Regions from separate parts of the Mus musculus genome. Here regions 2 and 3 are each linked to region 1. A link is a loop called in an ENCODE intact Hi-C map of the cell type or tissue named here. Cell type or tissue: left cerebral cortex. All regions are shown on one strand.

Region 1 (5,000 bases):
TTTTATTTTTGTTTGTTTGGTTTTTTTTTTTTTTTTTGAGACGAGACAGGGTTTCTCTGTATAGCCCTGGTTGTCCTAGAACTCACTCTGTAGACCAGGCTGGCCTCGAACTCAGAAATCCACCTGCCTCTGCCTCCCAAGTGTTGGGATTAAAGGCATGCGCCACCACTGCCCGGCTACTTATAATTTTTAAAAATTAAATTACTGGGTGTTCCCAGCCTCCTCTCCTCTCTAACACCAGCACTGCCTCTCCCTTGCTTGCCAAGAAAGAAGGGGGGATAAGCAAAGAGGTGCCCTCTGTGGTGGTAAAGCCCCCAAGAAACAGCTGGCTACAAAAGCTACTCCCAAGATTGTGCCCTCTACTGGAGAGGTGAAGAACATCATCATTACAGGCCTGGTTGGTATCTGGAGCTGGTCGGAAGCAAATGAAGTCCATCTAGTTGGCCTTTTTAAAGACACCCACCTATGTGCTATCCAAGTCAAACTTGTAACAATTGTGCCAAAAGAGAGCCAGGTGGTGTGCTGTATATGCAGAGAACATGCTCGCCTTTAATCCTGGCATTGAAGAGGGTTCTCTCTGATGTCAGTGTTGGATCTGTCACCAAACATCAGGTTCTCCTCTCCACTTTTGCTTCATTTGTTCTATTTATTTGTTTGTTTGTTTGTTTTGAGACAGGGTTTCTGTGTATGGCCCTGGCTGTCCTGGAACTCACTCTGTGGACCAGGCTGGCCTCGAACTCAGAAATCCGCCTGCCTCTGCCTCCTAAGTGCTGGGATTGATTAAAGGCATGCAGCACCACTGCCCAGCTCTTTTTTTTTTTTTTTTTCTTTTCATTACTTTTCCCAGCCCCTTCTCTCCAGCACCATAAATGCCACCTTTGGCCCAAATGGTCCTGCTTCCTAACCCAGGCTTTTCCTGGCTCCTTCCAAACACCATTTACTGTGTATGTTATCACCTTCAGCCAAACACACTGGGTACACTGGGTGCTACCCTGTGTGTTCCCAGAGCAAAGGCTGGGGGTTTGTCCTTGTCAATTCCAGCCTACAGGACTGAGCACAGCCCTGCCGCACTGGGAGAGGACATCAGATGTTCTCAAGTGACCCAGCCACCCATTTGATTCAACAATTCCCCTCACCTTCCTCTTACTCTCCCTCTCCTCAGTTGGTATGTCCAGTCCCACCCAGCGTAGCACCTCCCTAATGCTCTCCCAGGTCGTCTTCTTTAAACATATACCGTGTACTGTACCTATTTAGTGAGTGTGGATGCAGGTGTAACATGGCTGAAGGTGGGAGTCACAAGACAACTTACAGAAATAGATTCTTTTTGCCATGTGGGTCCTCAAGACATCAGACTTAGCAGCAAGCACCTTTACCTACTGGAGCTGTCTTGCTGGCCCTTTGTCCCTATTTCTCACTCACCTCAGACTCCTCAGAGATTGGAGGAAGGAGCCGCTGACATTAAAGTTACCCTCAGGGAGTTTGTGCTAAGCTTCAAACACTTGGGGGCACAGAGTGAAAAGATAGCAGCTGCTGACATACCTGCTCCTGTGGTACAGCGCCACAGACAGGGGCAGAAGGCGCAGGGGAGGGGCTGTGGACATGAATAAATTGGTACAATGCTTGCCAAACATGGAGAAACATGAAGGAGACCCCAGCTCCCTCCATCCATGAGGTGGGGTGGGGATGTGAGGTACACACCTGTTATCCCAGCATTCCGGAGATAGAGGCAGGAAGATCAGATGTTTAAGGCTATTCTTGGCTAAATAGAAAATTTGAGATCAGCCTGGGCTAGAGATCTTGTCAAAAAAAAAAAAAAAAAAAAAAAAAAGCCTTTGTATGGCTGAGCCACTAGTTAGGTGTTCTTTGCAGGAACAGTCTCTGTCTCTGTCTCTGTCTCTGTCTCTCTCTCTCTCTCACACACACACACACACACACACACAGGTACTGTGATCCTACAGTCACCTCCCACCTCCTGACCTACCTGGGAATGCACCTTCCACGGGAGAGGCTCTGACAATCTCAACTCTATTTTGATCCTTTTAAACAGCCTCCAACCTGTTCTAGGTTTTATTGCTTAATTATGTTCTGTGGTATCCTCACCCCACCCCCACCCCCCACCCCCGTTTCCCTGTAGGCTGTAAACTCCTTCATGACTGGGTTAGGGGCAGGATTGTTCTTTGATACCATTTAATTATAGTCTAAAAATGAAGCCAGGCTTCATACCCACAGGCTTGGGTCCCAACCTGGTTCCAACACTTAGCTATCTGGCTTAGGGTCCTGGTTCCAACACTTAGCTATCGGGCTTAGGGTCCTCTGAGAGCTCAGACTCAGTTCCTAGGCTGTAAAAGGCACCAGAAATACAACAGGGCAAAGATCACAAGACCTAAAATGCTGGGAAGGAGTTGGTACGTGGTGAGCATGGAACACTTTGTCCTCCTTCCCTGAATAGCTGAGACCTTCCATGAATTAGAGAACCAAGTCTTCACTGATTAGTGCTCGCTCTGGGGTACTTGACAAGAGAAAGGAGACACTGAATAATTACATAGCGCAGTGGATAAAGGTGCCGCCAAGCCTGACATGAGTTGGGGTCTCACAAGGTAGAAGACGAGAACCAACTCCCACAAATTGCCTGCCCTCATATCTCCAGATGCACGTTATAGCACATGAGCCCCAGCCCCCTACAGTAAATTTAATAAAAAGGCATTACATCTATCCCAGGATCATATCCTGGGTGCATGGCCACTCCACCCGGCTTAGTGACAACCTGTGAACCGCAGACTTGGTGAGAGAAAAACAGTCCCTAAGAATGGCGCCAAGCATAAATATCTGTTGAATCAAAAATCAAGCGAGTCAATAAAAAAGCAAAGACAGAAACGTCCCACCCCGCCGAGCCCCCAGCCCAGCCGCACCCTGTCCTGGAGCCCTATTAAGCCATAGTCCCCAAAGTCCGCTTGTCTACAGCCCCGCCTCCGATTGCCTTGGAAACAGTGACGTTAATCGAGGGGGTGTGGCCTCTCTCCATCCTCTCAAACGTTGTGAGCCGCGCCTTAGCACAACCTGGAGGGGAAGATGAGGTTAAGGTTGCTGGGTACTCCCCCGTTCCTTAGGCCGGAGATAGCTAAGCACACCGGTCTGCGCCCACGAGAGAGCCCACCTTGCGCTTGCCCTTGGCAATTTAGCGTAAGATCGCGAGAGTGCGGGCCTGGGTCCCCGGGAACCGCCCCTGGCGATTTAGGGGGCTTCTGGAGACTGCAGGCTTGGGTCCTCGGAAGACCACCATACTCTCCACCCTCGACGTTGTCCTGGTGGGCGCAGTCCTGCGCCTACCCGGGCACCCCAGACTCGCTGCGCGCCCTAGGCGCGGGCGGGAAGGGGTTAAGCAAGGTGCTGGCTCGGGGCGCGGCTCACGGCGCGTGTGGAGGAGGGGAGCGGGGAAGAAAGTGAGAGCGGGGGCGGGGGACCCGAGCGAAAGAACATCCTGTGCCGCCGCCGGATGCGAGAGGCGGGGGCGCGGGGGAAGCTGGGCGATGCGCTCCGCCCCGCGCTCCTCCTCCCGGGCGCTGCCCGCTCCCGCGCTTCGTACTGCTTCTTCTGGTCCCCACGCCTTCGCGGGTCATGAGCTTGCCAGAGGGGCCCCTCAGCTCGAGTTCCCCGGCAGGGGTAAGCGCGGGGAGTATGGGATCCGCTGTGAGGAACGGGCGCCCCCCTCACCCCCCAAGCTTTTTCCGCTGCACACTGATGGCGAGCTGTCCCCTGCGCAGCGCTAGGATCGGCACCTTCTCTGAGCCAGTCCTGCTGCCAGTACTTTCAGGACTAACACAGAAAAGCTGGTTGTGGAATTCGAAGCCCTCACACTCCTGGGATTAGAACCGGAATCGGTCGGGCCGCAGGGGGCTTTTCACTGGGAATAGCGAAGACTCAAATCCCTTAGCTGATAAGGCTCGGGAGAGAGGCCTCTCGGAAGTCATGATAGGCGCTTGCCGACACAGTTCGATCCCCAGGTCGCACAAGGTGAAAGGCGAGAGCCACCGATTTACATAAATTGCCCTCTGACCTCCATACATGTGCCTTGGACACCCATGCTTGGGGAAGCCAGGTATGGTGGCTTTGAACCCAGCACTCAAGAGGCAGACGCAAGAAGATCTCTAGTTGAGGCCGAGCTCTTGGACTACTACATAGACTGGGGAAAAAAAAAGTTAAAAAAAAATATGGGGGTGGAGGGAGCTAGCTATCTAGGCAATGCTCTTTACTTGATCCAATCAGAAAAGAGCCTCACCAGCAGATACAATGGCGCTATTAATGTCAGCTTTTCAAAATACAGGCTTAGCACCAAACTGCTATGTAATGATGACCTTGAACTTCTGACCACCCATACCTCTACCTCCGGAGAGTGCGGGCAGGGCATGGGGGGCGAGGTTACAGAAGTGCAGCACAGCCGGGTGTATAGCAGACCCTCAACACCACCTGGAGCCCTAAGGACGCTGAAACACCCGTGGCCCACGCTTGGTTGAGGAGAATGAGGAAGTGGCTTTGGAGTTCCACGGGTGGATGATGGGCCTTAGGGGCAGCAGCTCAGCGAAGTGGGCTCAGGGTATGTACCCTGGTTTGTCGCTAGTGGAGGCATTGAAGAGGTCTAGGCTTGCCTCCTGCGCTTGAACCTCGTGGATCCTCATCATGACCGGTCAGTATGTGTCATGCTGCTTAATGCGCAGGTTCAGCCTCCACAGGCAGCTCCACGCGGCGGATCTCCATCCACGTCCCTTTCCACGGTGGACAATGTCAGCTAAACTGACCTGCAAGGAAGCCCTGGATGATACCAACCCCAGAAGTTGAAAAGCTACCACGGGGTGGGTGCTAGGGCGGGCTGTGACTTTGTTGGTAGGGCCCTTCAGTGCATGTGGCCAGCCCTGAGTTCAGTCTCCAGCGCCAAATAAAGCAGACACAACGCACTCAGGAAGATGGTGGACATGGTGCTGGGAATTCAGGGTCATCATCAACTC
Region 2 (5,000 bases), 190 kb before region 1:
GGCCACAGTGTGATGGCAATAGTTCCTCAGATGAGGCTCCGTCTTTACCCAGCCGTGTCAGGTTGACAGCCAAAATTGGCCATCGTGCAGGTAATTTGTTGACCCCATGATCCCAGGAGATGTGCTGTGCAGTTCTGGGGCCCCTGGCTTCTCCACAGACCTCTCTGGATCCCGGAAGACGGGCCGTCCTCCAGAGGCATCAGGACCTGCAGATGGGGAAAGACTTTGCCCCTGTCTTCTTTGAGGAGTGGGGGTTGGAGAATGGGGGTGGGTATCTGAGCCCCGTAGAGGGCATAGGAACAGGCCAGGGAGAGAGAGCAGTGTCTGAGGCATGCCCGGAAACCCCTCTCCTCCTCTGTAGCCTGGGAGGGTCACGGGTGCCTGGTCAGACACACCTGAAGCCCATCTATCAGTGGGGCCGGCTCTGAGCTCCACTGCTGATAGAACTCCAGGCCCTCCTGGCTCTTGCTCCACCGCAAGGGGCAGAAAGGTTTGGGTGCCCAGGAGCCTGTCCTCTATTCTGTCCTCTCTCCCCATAGCGTGTTGAGGAGACGTGAGACGGGCTGCTGCAGTCCTGACCTGACTCCTCCTCCCCAGATCACAGAGCAGCAGAGCCTGGACCTGGCTGTGGCCCTAGAGCCCAACGCCACCTTCCTGAAGAAGGCCCTGCAAGCAGCGCTGAGACATGTGACCCACTGACCATACACAAGGACACACCGCCCTGACTGCTTGTCTCAGAACACACAGCCATCTCAGGAGTCAGCTGCCTCTGCCCAACACCCCAGGCTCTGCAGGGGCCATATTGACTCCACAAGGAGCAGAGAGGAGGCCTTGGGTACCACTCCTGACAACATCAGGATACAGGGGCTGTGGAGGATGAGTGGGAGGTGGGCAGAAAAGCTGGCCTTTCAGTGTGAGCCTTTTGTGCTCAGGTATATGTTGTGACCTCCTCTGTTTTGTTTGTTTCTGAACTGAGTAATTTTGTAACAGTTTTAATAAAAAGAAGACAGTCCATCCAGGCTTGGTGGCTCAGCCCTGTCATCCCAGCCCTCAGGCAGAGCCAGGAGAATCAGGAATTCAAGGTCATCTTCAACCGCACAGGAGTTCAAGGCCAGCCTAAGCTATGTGAGAGAGACCCTGTCTCAAATAAGTTTGTGGGTGTGGCTGAGATGGCTGGAGGTGGGGGCAGGAGAGTCCCCCAAAGCTACAGGGCCAGCTTAGCCGGAGACAAAATGGAAGGCAGGGACTGGCACCTGAGGTTGACCTCTGACCCGTGTGTGTGTGTGTGTGTGTGTGTGTGTGTGTGTGTGTGTGTGTGTTGGCATGTTTGCAACCCAGAGTGCTCAAGCATGCACAGCACAAATGTGTACAAACATATGCATGTCAGATACAAAGAACTTCCAAACAAGCACTTGTATTCTTAGGCTACTTTCCCAGAACCCCCTTTACTCCCTCACCTGCCCCCACCCCTCCCATCACAGCAGGTCTGTCAGAGCTGCCTGATGAGTGTCAAGGACTACACTGAGGGCAAGGGTGGGCTTGGGACCCATAACTTTTGTTTTCATGCTGAGCCGGAGTCTTAGGCCTGCTAGAACTCTGAACTCTGTCTTCAGCTGCAGCAAAGGTTTGGACTGGGATCTGAGGGATGTCTAACCCACCATGGGCTGAAAAGACACAGGGTGCCTGCTGCAGACCTGTGTGACATCTGTATTTCCACAGCACCTCACTCAAAAAATATTTAGCACACAGCTGGGCACGGTGGCACACACCTTTAATCCTGGAACTCAGGAGATCGAGGCAGGCAGATCTCTAATTTCAAGGCCAGCCTGGTTTACAGAGCGAATTCCAAGAGAGTCGGGGCTATGCCAAGAAACAAAAATTTGCCAAACTGATGTGACTGAATTAGCCTGAGAAAGTTCATGACAGCATCCTCCTACCTTAGCCCTGCAGTGGGTGGGGAACTGAGGTTTCTGGGTGCTTCTGAGTCCCTGTTCCAGGGAGGCAAGGAGGTCAGTCCAGTGAGAAGGTCTGGCTTTTGAGAACAAGCTGAATCTGACTACAGAAGCAAGGGGAACAATGTCTAAGAGACAGACGTCAGCCGCTCACCATGTTGATGGCCTTTAGAGTGTGGATGGCACTTGCAGCTTCAACCTGCCTGCTCTGCTCTGACCCTGTGGGAACCTGCTTCATCCTGCCTGCTGTTTGCTGTGTGTGTGCTCAGGCGAGATGAGCTATTCGTAGGTCTGCTCCCTGGAAATGGTGGGTGCTGGCTACATCTGTGATTTGTTCCCAGAGAGGGTGACATGCCTCCAAATGAGTCACTCCAGATCTGGAGGCTCCCTGCAAACGCTCCTTGACCCGGCGCCTCTCTATTAACTGCGAAGACCGGGGTCAAGTAACAAGAACGACTTTGTTTGAAATGCCAACTAATTGAGACAGGACAGGGGCATTTGTCCAAAGTCCACCTTGCCCGGAGGCTGAATCAGGGGCGGTTTATACAGATGGCCAGGATAGACTGGTGGGCGCCTCCTCCCAGGTGGAGGCTTAGGCTTAAGCCAGGCACATCTGATCCTAATCTAGTCACAAGGCGCTTTCCCGTTCTGCAGATCTCAGCAAGGGTCATTTCCTCAAGCTATTCCTGTCATCCATGCCTCTGCCCACATGCGGTGGCCGGACCATTGCACAATGCACGGCTAGAGGGGGCGGCTGCCCAGTGGCTCTGCGGGGCTCATCACCAAATTAGGCGATGACGGAGACCGGTTCTGCCGGGGACTGGAAGTCATGGGGCAGGCAGAAGATAGAAAGCAGGGAGAAATCCAATCCCAGGGCCCGGCTTCAGCCCTTGTCCCAATGCAGGACTGCCTGCTGCTCCTAGAGCGGTTCTCACGGTGCAGCCGCGTGGTGGCGCCCCCCCAGCGGCCGCAAACTGCAGCGCCTCTCCGGCTTGGCTGAGCGCGGAACGTGCCCGTAACGGGCAACTCTCGCGAGAACGCGGGCTCTATTTGAGCGCATGCGCAAAGCGCTCTGCCTTCTTTCCGGTTTCCGCGGCAGCCGCAGCCATGAGGTAAGTTGTTATCGTGGCGCTATCCGCCGCCATCCGTGCACCCACACGCCCGCGGACGCCCCGCGGCCCGTCTCGGAGGCTCTCCCGGCGACTGCCCCGCGTCGCGAGCCTTTCCCCAGCGTGCCGTGGGCCTGTCATCGGGCCCGGGGTGCAGCATGGCCGGCCCCGAACGCCTTCGCTTCTCCCCAACAGCAGCAAAGTCTCACGCGACACCCTGTACGAGGCGGTGCGGGAAGTCCTGCACGGGAACCAGCGCAAGCGCCGCAAGTGAGCGCGGGCCTCCCTCCCGGGGCAGGGCGAGCATCCCCGGCCATGGCGACCCTGGCTCACAGCTCCCCTCTCGCTCAGGTTTCTGGAGACGGTGGAGCTGCAGATCAGCCTGAAGAACTACGACCCTCAGAAGGACAAACGTTTCTCGGGCACCGTCAGGTTGGCACCGCTCTAACCCCACCCAGCCCTCAGTGTTCCCGTGTGGCCTGGCCGCGCCCTAGGCGGGCACGGGGACACTGACGTGCCAGGGTAGTTCAGGAGCCCTGCTGCAGGCAGGCAGGCTGGACGGACCCCCACCCTGGGTCTTAAAACAAGAGGGGAGGCGTGGGGAGGCCTCGGCCGAGCCCGCCGCCTAGCCTGAGAAGCCAGGCTAGTGTTGCCCAGAGCTCCGGGTAAGGCTTGCCGCTCCCTGCCATGCGTTCAGATCTAGCGGGATGGCCAGCGCCGACCATGACCTGTTCTGTTTTCTCCCCTCCCAAACGCAGGCTCAAGTCCACCCCACGCCCCAAGTTCTCGGTGTGCGTTCTGGGGGACCAGCAGCACTGTGATGAAGCCAAGGCCGTGGATATCCCCCACATGGACATCGAGGCGCTCAAGAAGCTTAACAAAAACAAGAAGTTGGTCAAGAAGCTGGGTAGGTGGGGCTCACTAGGGCTGAACACAACCCATGACCCCCTGCCCAGGAGTGGCAGCACACATTGGGCTTCACAACCAGTTAGAAAATGCCCCACAGGCTGGTCTGATACTCCCCTCTCGCCAGTGTGTGCAGTTGACTCATAGCCAGCTATTGGTTTGGGTTTCAAGTCTTTTCAGTTAACAACCTATCGAGGGAGGGGTCACAAGTGTCTCCCACGTGTTAGCCTCCATGGTAGCCCCTGTCTCCGCATACATTTTGGGAATAGTTATCCACTGTGAGCTAGGCAGTTGTCATGCCTGCTTTTATAGATAGAAGGTTTCTCCATCTGTCTTAAGATTTGGAGTAATACTGAGTCTTACTGATGTTGCCAGCCTGGGGTCTAAGGTTATCCTCTAGAAGTGCTCAGGACTGTGCCCTGTCACTGAGCTGTGTTCTCAGGTGACATTATGGTTCCCAGGCCTGCTTGAGGCTTCTCAGATAGCTGGCCTTGGTCCACCTTTGACAGATAATGAGACAGCTTTTTTCTTAAGATTTTATTTTATGTATATGAGCAGGCTGATGAGAGCCTCAGATCCCATTACAGGTGGCTGTGAGCCACCATGTGGCTGCTGGAAATTGAACTCAGGACCTCTGGAAGGCAGCACTCTTAACTGCTGAGCCATCTCTCCAGTCCATAGTTTGAGGCAATTTAAATGCAGGCTTACAGTGAATCCAAGGGGTGGGGGCCATCACAGCCCCTCAGTTCTATGCAGCACACCAGGGATTGTGGGACATCCTGGTCTAAGACCTCTGTGAGGACTTGAGGGTGGAGCTACTCAGCAGTCATGGGTCTGAGGAGGCAACTTGGCCTTCTCGTTGTAAAGGATGGGTTGGTTGTTTAAAATGTTTTGTTTTGTTTTTTTTTTTTTTTGGTGGTTTTTGTTTGTTTGGTTGGTTTTTTTGGTTTTTTTGGTTTTTTTTTTTTTTTTTGGCTCAATCCTGAGTGTCTGTGTCTTCTAGCTAAGAAGTACGATGCCTTTTTGGCCTCTG
Region 3 (5,000 bases), 100 kb before region 1:
TCCAATTACAACTTACTCTACTTTTACTATCTGATCTCAACAGTCTGTTAAAAGCCCTCAAAGTCTATGACTGTTTCGTCCTGGAAACTAGCTTCAAAGCTAATTCCACATTAATTAATTAATCATCTGAGCGGATCACCATTAGTCTAGGCCTGAGAAATGAGAGAAAATTTGGAAGATAAACAGCCGTAAGCTATACATCAGGACCTCAGAGTCGCACTAAAGCTAGGAAAGACACCATCTTGGCTGCTCTTACTGCTGTCAAGTCAAATCCTAAGTCAGTTCCTACAAGACAAAGGCTACAGCAGCCTAGCTCTCAGATGTCGCCTACTGTCTCTTGTTTTATAGCCATACTCATTTATATGATGACTTCTATATATTATATTAACTTTTGGAATGTTCTAGATAAAACAGCTAACTTACAGCCCCCCCCCCCCACTTTTAGTGCACATACAACAGGAAAAACAAAAAACAAAACCAAGGCAGGCTGCATACAGCACAGAGGCACCCAGCTGGGTGGCAGCAGATGCAGTCAACAGCATCTTCTAGTTTAAACAAAGAATTAACCATATTGTAAAGTGTGAGCATCAGAGGCTTGGGCACACCCTGAGGCTTATGGGGTTCTCTGTGGAGAAGAGGTGGTGTCTCCTGGTTCTTAGGTTAGGTGTCTAAGCTGAGCCTGACTTGGGCCTGTAGGCCCAGGTCTTCAGACAGCCATAGCCTACCTAAGGATGAGAGGTAAAGGGAGAGGCAGGGAAAGAAGTGTAGCTTGGTGCTAGGGACCTGCCTAACAGGTACAGAGCCTGAGCTCCGTCCCAACAACCACAATAAATAAATATACATGGAAGAACCAATCAAACAAAACTATAAGTTCATGTAACTACTGTTTTTAAATTTGTCCAGATAACTGAATTTAGACTAATGGATGGTGCTGTCCGTGAGTGCAGGAACTCCTGCCGAGCCACGGAAGCAGCTCTTTGGTACTGAGATTTATCAGTCTGGGCACTGCCAACTGAACAGACTTTCGAGGGAAGAGAACTGAGGTCTACTGTCACACCATCACCTTCCTCCCTACAATGGAGTGCCTTCAGCACGGAGGAAATTATAACTACATTTGTTGTGGCTTTTGGTTGATCAAATCTGAATGTGTTTTCAAAACAGGAAATCCAGACTTCTGCAAAGGATCCCCAATCAGTTTCCTGATTTGCAGAGTGGAATGTCTTACCTCTATGTACAAGCTTATCTACATAATATATAAAAGTGTAATTAAAAATCTTAAGTGTGTGGGGAGGGGGGCTGTTGCGGTAAATTTCTCTAACCCAAATATGCTCCGGCAATGAAAACACAACTCAATTAATATGAATACATGATGTGTGCCTAGTTTGGGCAGATCTACCGCTACACTGCCATCTTCTCCATCTAAGAGATCCCTTAGAACTTGCGGTTTCGGGTGGGTGCGTATGGGGGACTTTTGGTATAGCATTGGAAACGTAAATGAGCTAAATACCTAATAAAAAGTGGAAAAAAAAAAAGAACTTGCGGTTTCTCCAGACCATGTGCTTCTACTCCGCTTTTCTTCTTTCTCCTCCTCTGCATCCTCTCTCTCTCCCATTTTCTCCTTCTTCTCTTCTCACCTTCCTCTCCACCTTCCCTTTATCTGCCCAATCATCAGCTCTCCTTTATTTTACAAATTAAGGTGGGAAGCAGGTTTACAGGAAATCACCTGAGTGCTGACTCATTCCTTGTTCTAAACTACTCACAGGAGAACAGAATTAACAAATATAATTAGCCCCAGGGCTATCCACAACAGGGGGCTGGAGAGAGGGCTCAGCAGACTGACTGACTGCTCTTCCAGAGGTCCTGAGTTCAATTCCCAGCAACCACAGGGTGGTTCACAACCATCTGTAATGGGATCCCATACCCTCTTCTGGTGTGTCTGAAAACAGCTGCATATAATAAATAAATCTTAAAAAAACAAAACAAAACCAAAGACCTAAGTGAGATTCCCAGAGTCTGTAAAAAATTTCAGACATTCTCTTTCCGTGTGCTAAGCATCGCTGTGTGCAGGAAAGATGAATGAATGTCAGAAGAAAGCAAAAAGTAACCAGAAAGTCAGGATGTGACAAAGGCAGAGCAGGAAGGCAATTGCTGGGGCTGGAGACAGTGGGGAAGAGAACCTGCTGCTTGTGCCACAGAGCTGGGGTTCCATTCCTAGCATCTGTATGGAAGCCAGTAACTGTAATAACTGTCTGTGCCTCCAGCTCCTGGGGTCTAATGCCCTCTTCTGGCTTCCATGGGCACTGCATGGATACATTCAGACAAAAAAAGATATACACATAAAAATCTAAAAAGGAAAAAAAAAGGTTTTATTAATTTACATACGTGTGTGTTTGACTATATGCTATGCATGTACAGGTGCCCACAGAGGTCAGAAGAGGGCATCAGAGCCCTAGAACATGGAGTTACGTGGATTTTTTAAGTTGTCCAATTGTGTCTGGAAAATCAGCAGCTAGCCCAAGGTTGCCTGCACCTGATGTCCCAATCTTATTACCTGGGCGTCAGTGGTAGAAGAGGGGAATCATTTCTTCTCACTCTACGTGCACACTTACATACATAATAATACAAATTAGAGATCTTAGGTGACATTCCCGATTCCTCACACATACATGCATGCACCAATCACTTCAGGACATGATGGAATGTTAAGTCAGGAAAAATGAAGGGTCAGAGCTGGTAAACACAGCCCATGATTGTCTCCATGTACATGGAGAAAGGTCACCACAGGCTGGATTGTTTGGCTTCTGAACACTGGTGTGACAAGTCCTGCAAGGTTGCTGACGAGAGCTCGCAGCACCAGGGCCCTGGCAGGCCTCTGCACAGTAAGGACTTGCTCTGAGCGGATCCATGCAGAGGCGCCCGGTTCCTAGTAATCCCACTTCCCCTGCTCTGACTCTGGAAGACCTGTGGGTGCTTTTGACTTTGTATTCCATAGCACAAATACTCATTTCATAAATATTTAATACAAGCCACCATGACTCACTCGGGAGCTCAGCCTCTAGGGCTCAGGAGGTCTGCTGCTAATCTCATCCAGCATGATTTACAGGAAGCAAATGATCTACAATGGTCTCCAAGTGAACACAAGTGCACACAGGAGGCTTTTCTTAGGGATTTTTTTTTTTTTTTTTTTGGTAAAGAGAAACAAACAAGTTTAAAACTGGCAATATTTTCTCTTGACTTAAAAGTCTATGTAACCTGTAAGGGGGGTACTCCAACAAACCCCACAAAGTCAAAGCAAACCAAACTAGCCAAGTTCAGCTGTGCAATCCAGAGTGTAAGCACATCAAGTGAGTCTGGTCACTGCAGACATCACTTAAACTGAGCTCTGACTTATTGTTCTCTTACTGCCCTAGAGCAATTTTGTTTTGAAGAGCACAGAACACCCTGTTCTGAATGTGGCTGGCACATGAACTCGATGTGCTGACAGCAATTTGTTCTCCGATTAAAATGGGGGTGGGGAGCATACAGCAGTAACAAAAACTGAAATGTGAGAACCCCAAAACTGTACAGCTTGTATTTCAGGAAGCAAAACTGAGGAAGAGGCTGCAACTTTTTAAAAAAAGTGCTGTAAATGCCCCAGCCTAAGATGTGAGCTCGGTGAGCGCCTGCTTTCCCTTTTCTAATTATAGTAGCTGGTGTCTGATAGCTCTGCACTCGTCCCCAAAGACTGGGTGATGGGCTCTGAACGGCAGTGTTGTAATGGCATCACTACTAGGAAAGACTGGTCATCTGGCTAGCAGAACCCAGGGTGGGACCAGTCAATGACACTGGGCAAGGGTTCCCAGGAGAGTGGATGTTATTATGCCCCAAGAAGGCAAGCCGGGACTCTTGTAAAGCAGCGAGGTACATTAACCACTGACCACAAGGACATCATTCCTGTCAGGCATGGTGCTCAGACTCCCCCCACACAGCCTCCCTTCCTGCTCTAACTCAGGGGAAGGGTGCACTGCGAGCCAGACCCTAGCCCAGGGCAGGCGCGGGTCCTGACTACTGGAATGGCTTTTATGATCTTAACTGCTCTTCCTTTTACAACAGCAGAGGACTTGAGCACACCTCAACATTAGCCAGTGTCATTCTGCCGCCTAACAACTCTGTCTGTGGTCTCTCCTCCGTTGGTGAGATGATCCTGGCTAGCCTGAAACTGCTAGCAGAAGCGAAGCATTCCAAAGCTAAGTGTAGTGGCGTCTGGCAAGCAGAGGCAAGAGGATCCCAGCCTGTTTGAGAGCAGCTAGGGCTTCATAAAGAGCTGGGAGGTTGAGAGCTACCTGGTGAGACCTGTTCTCAAGCAAACACACATAGCAGCAACAACAACAGGGAGTTTTAAGTACTGAGGAGCTTGGTGATAGGACTCAGAGTAGAGTGCTTACTCCGCACTCTTGAAGCACGAGGTATGAGTCCCAGACCCACACAAAGTAAATAACTAAGAGTTTAGAGTGGGCATAGTGGCACGGGCACTTTGGGGGATTATCACTCAACTCAAGAGGCAGAGAGAGGCAAGAGGACCAGTATTTCAAGGCCAGCCTTAGTGACAGGAGACCTTGTCTCTGAAGAAAACAAAGGGGCTGGACAGATGGCTTGGCTGTTAGCACTTGTTGCTCTTGTAGAGAGGGCCTGGGTTCAGTTCCTAGCAGCCACAAGTGGCTCACAACTACCTATCACTCCAGTTCCAGAGGATAGGATGCCCTCTTCTGCCCTCCTCAGGCACCAGTCATACATATGGTACACAGACATACACGCAGGTAAAGCATGCATAAGCATACAACTGATTTTTTTTTTTAATTGTAAAAGAGAAAAAAGAAGACAGGCGCTACATTAAAGCATTTGAACAGAGCTGGCATTTCATTCATTCATCTGTTCATAGGCAAGCAGTGCATTACGTGTGGGTGTGGAGATGAACTCAGGGAACAACATACAGGGTTATTCCTCACATTAGTAGGGAGGTG

The links. Hi-C counts contacts between places; a loop is a spot of excess contacts. Peaks named below come from ENCODE experiments on the same cell type or tissue, not always from the same donor. Only the 100,000 strongest peaks of a DNase experiment are listed, where the experiment ranks them.
Region 2: it touches region 1 in a loop (4-fold over the local background); 6 of 42 quality-filtered maps call a loop at or near these places.
Region 3: it touches region 1 in a loop (5-fold over the local background); 9 of 42 quality-filtered maps call a loop at or near these places.

The regions. Positions count from the first base shown.
Region 1 is chr17:28,519,707-28,524,706 of GRCm38, forward strand. E230001N04Rik (a long non-coding RNA gene) reads left to right here and starts at 2,950. Exons shown (of 2, transcript XR_385504.4): 1 at 2,950-3,660; 2 at 4,713-5,000. In left cerebral cortex, a CTCF peak has its summit at 374 (motif pointing left); DNase peaks (open chromatin) are centred at 427, 2,357, 3,005, 3,507 and 1 more place; H3K4me3 peaks cover 1,681 bases; H3K27ac peaks cover 2,354 bases.
Region 2 is chr17:28,325,555-28,330,554 of GRCm38, forward strand. Fance (Fanconi anemia, complementation group E) reads left to right here. Exons shown (of 10, transcript NM_001163819.1): 10 at 598-1,020. The coding sequence ends at 699. It overlaps Rpl10a (ribosomal protein L10A), which reads left to right and starts at 2,917. Exons shown (of 6, transcript NM_011287.2): 1 at 2,917-3,064; 2 at 3,257-3,331; 3 at 3,413-3,493; 4 at 3,820-3,968; 5 at 4,971-5,000. The coding sequence starts at 3,060. In left cerebral cortex, a CTCF peak has its summit at 2,913; DNase peaks (open chromatin) are centred at 1,647, 1,942, 2,315 and 2,992; H3K4me3 peaks cover 1,915 bases; H3K27ac peaks cover 2,225 bases.
Region 3 is chr17:28,416,888-28,421,887 of GRCm38, forward strand. The region is part of intron 5 of Fkbp5 (FK506 binding protein 5); the gene reads right to left. Among named protein-coding and RNA genes, the nearest start is that of Gm22146, 27 kb to the right of the region's middle. In left cerebral cortex, a CTCF peak has its summit at 2,285 (motif pointing left); DNase peaks (open chromatin) are centred at 2,339, 3,501 and 3,666; H3K27ac peaks cover 782 bases.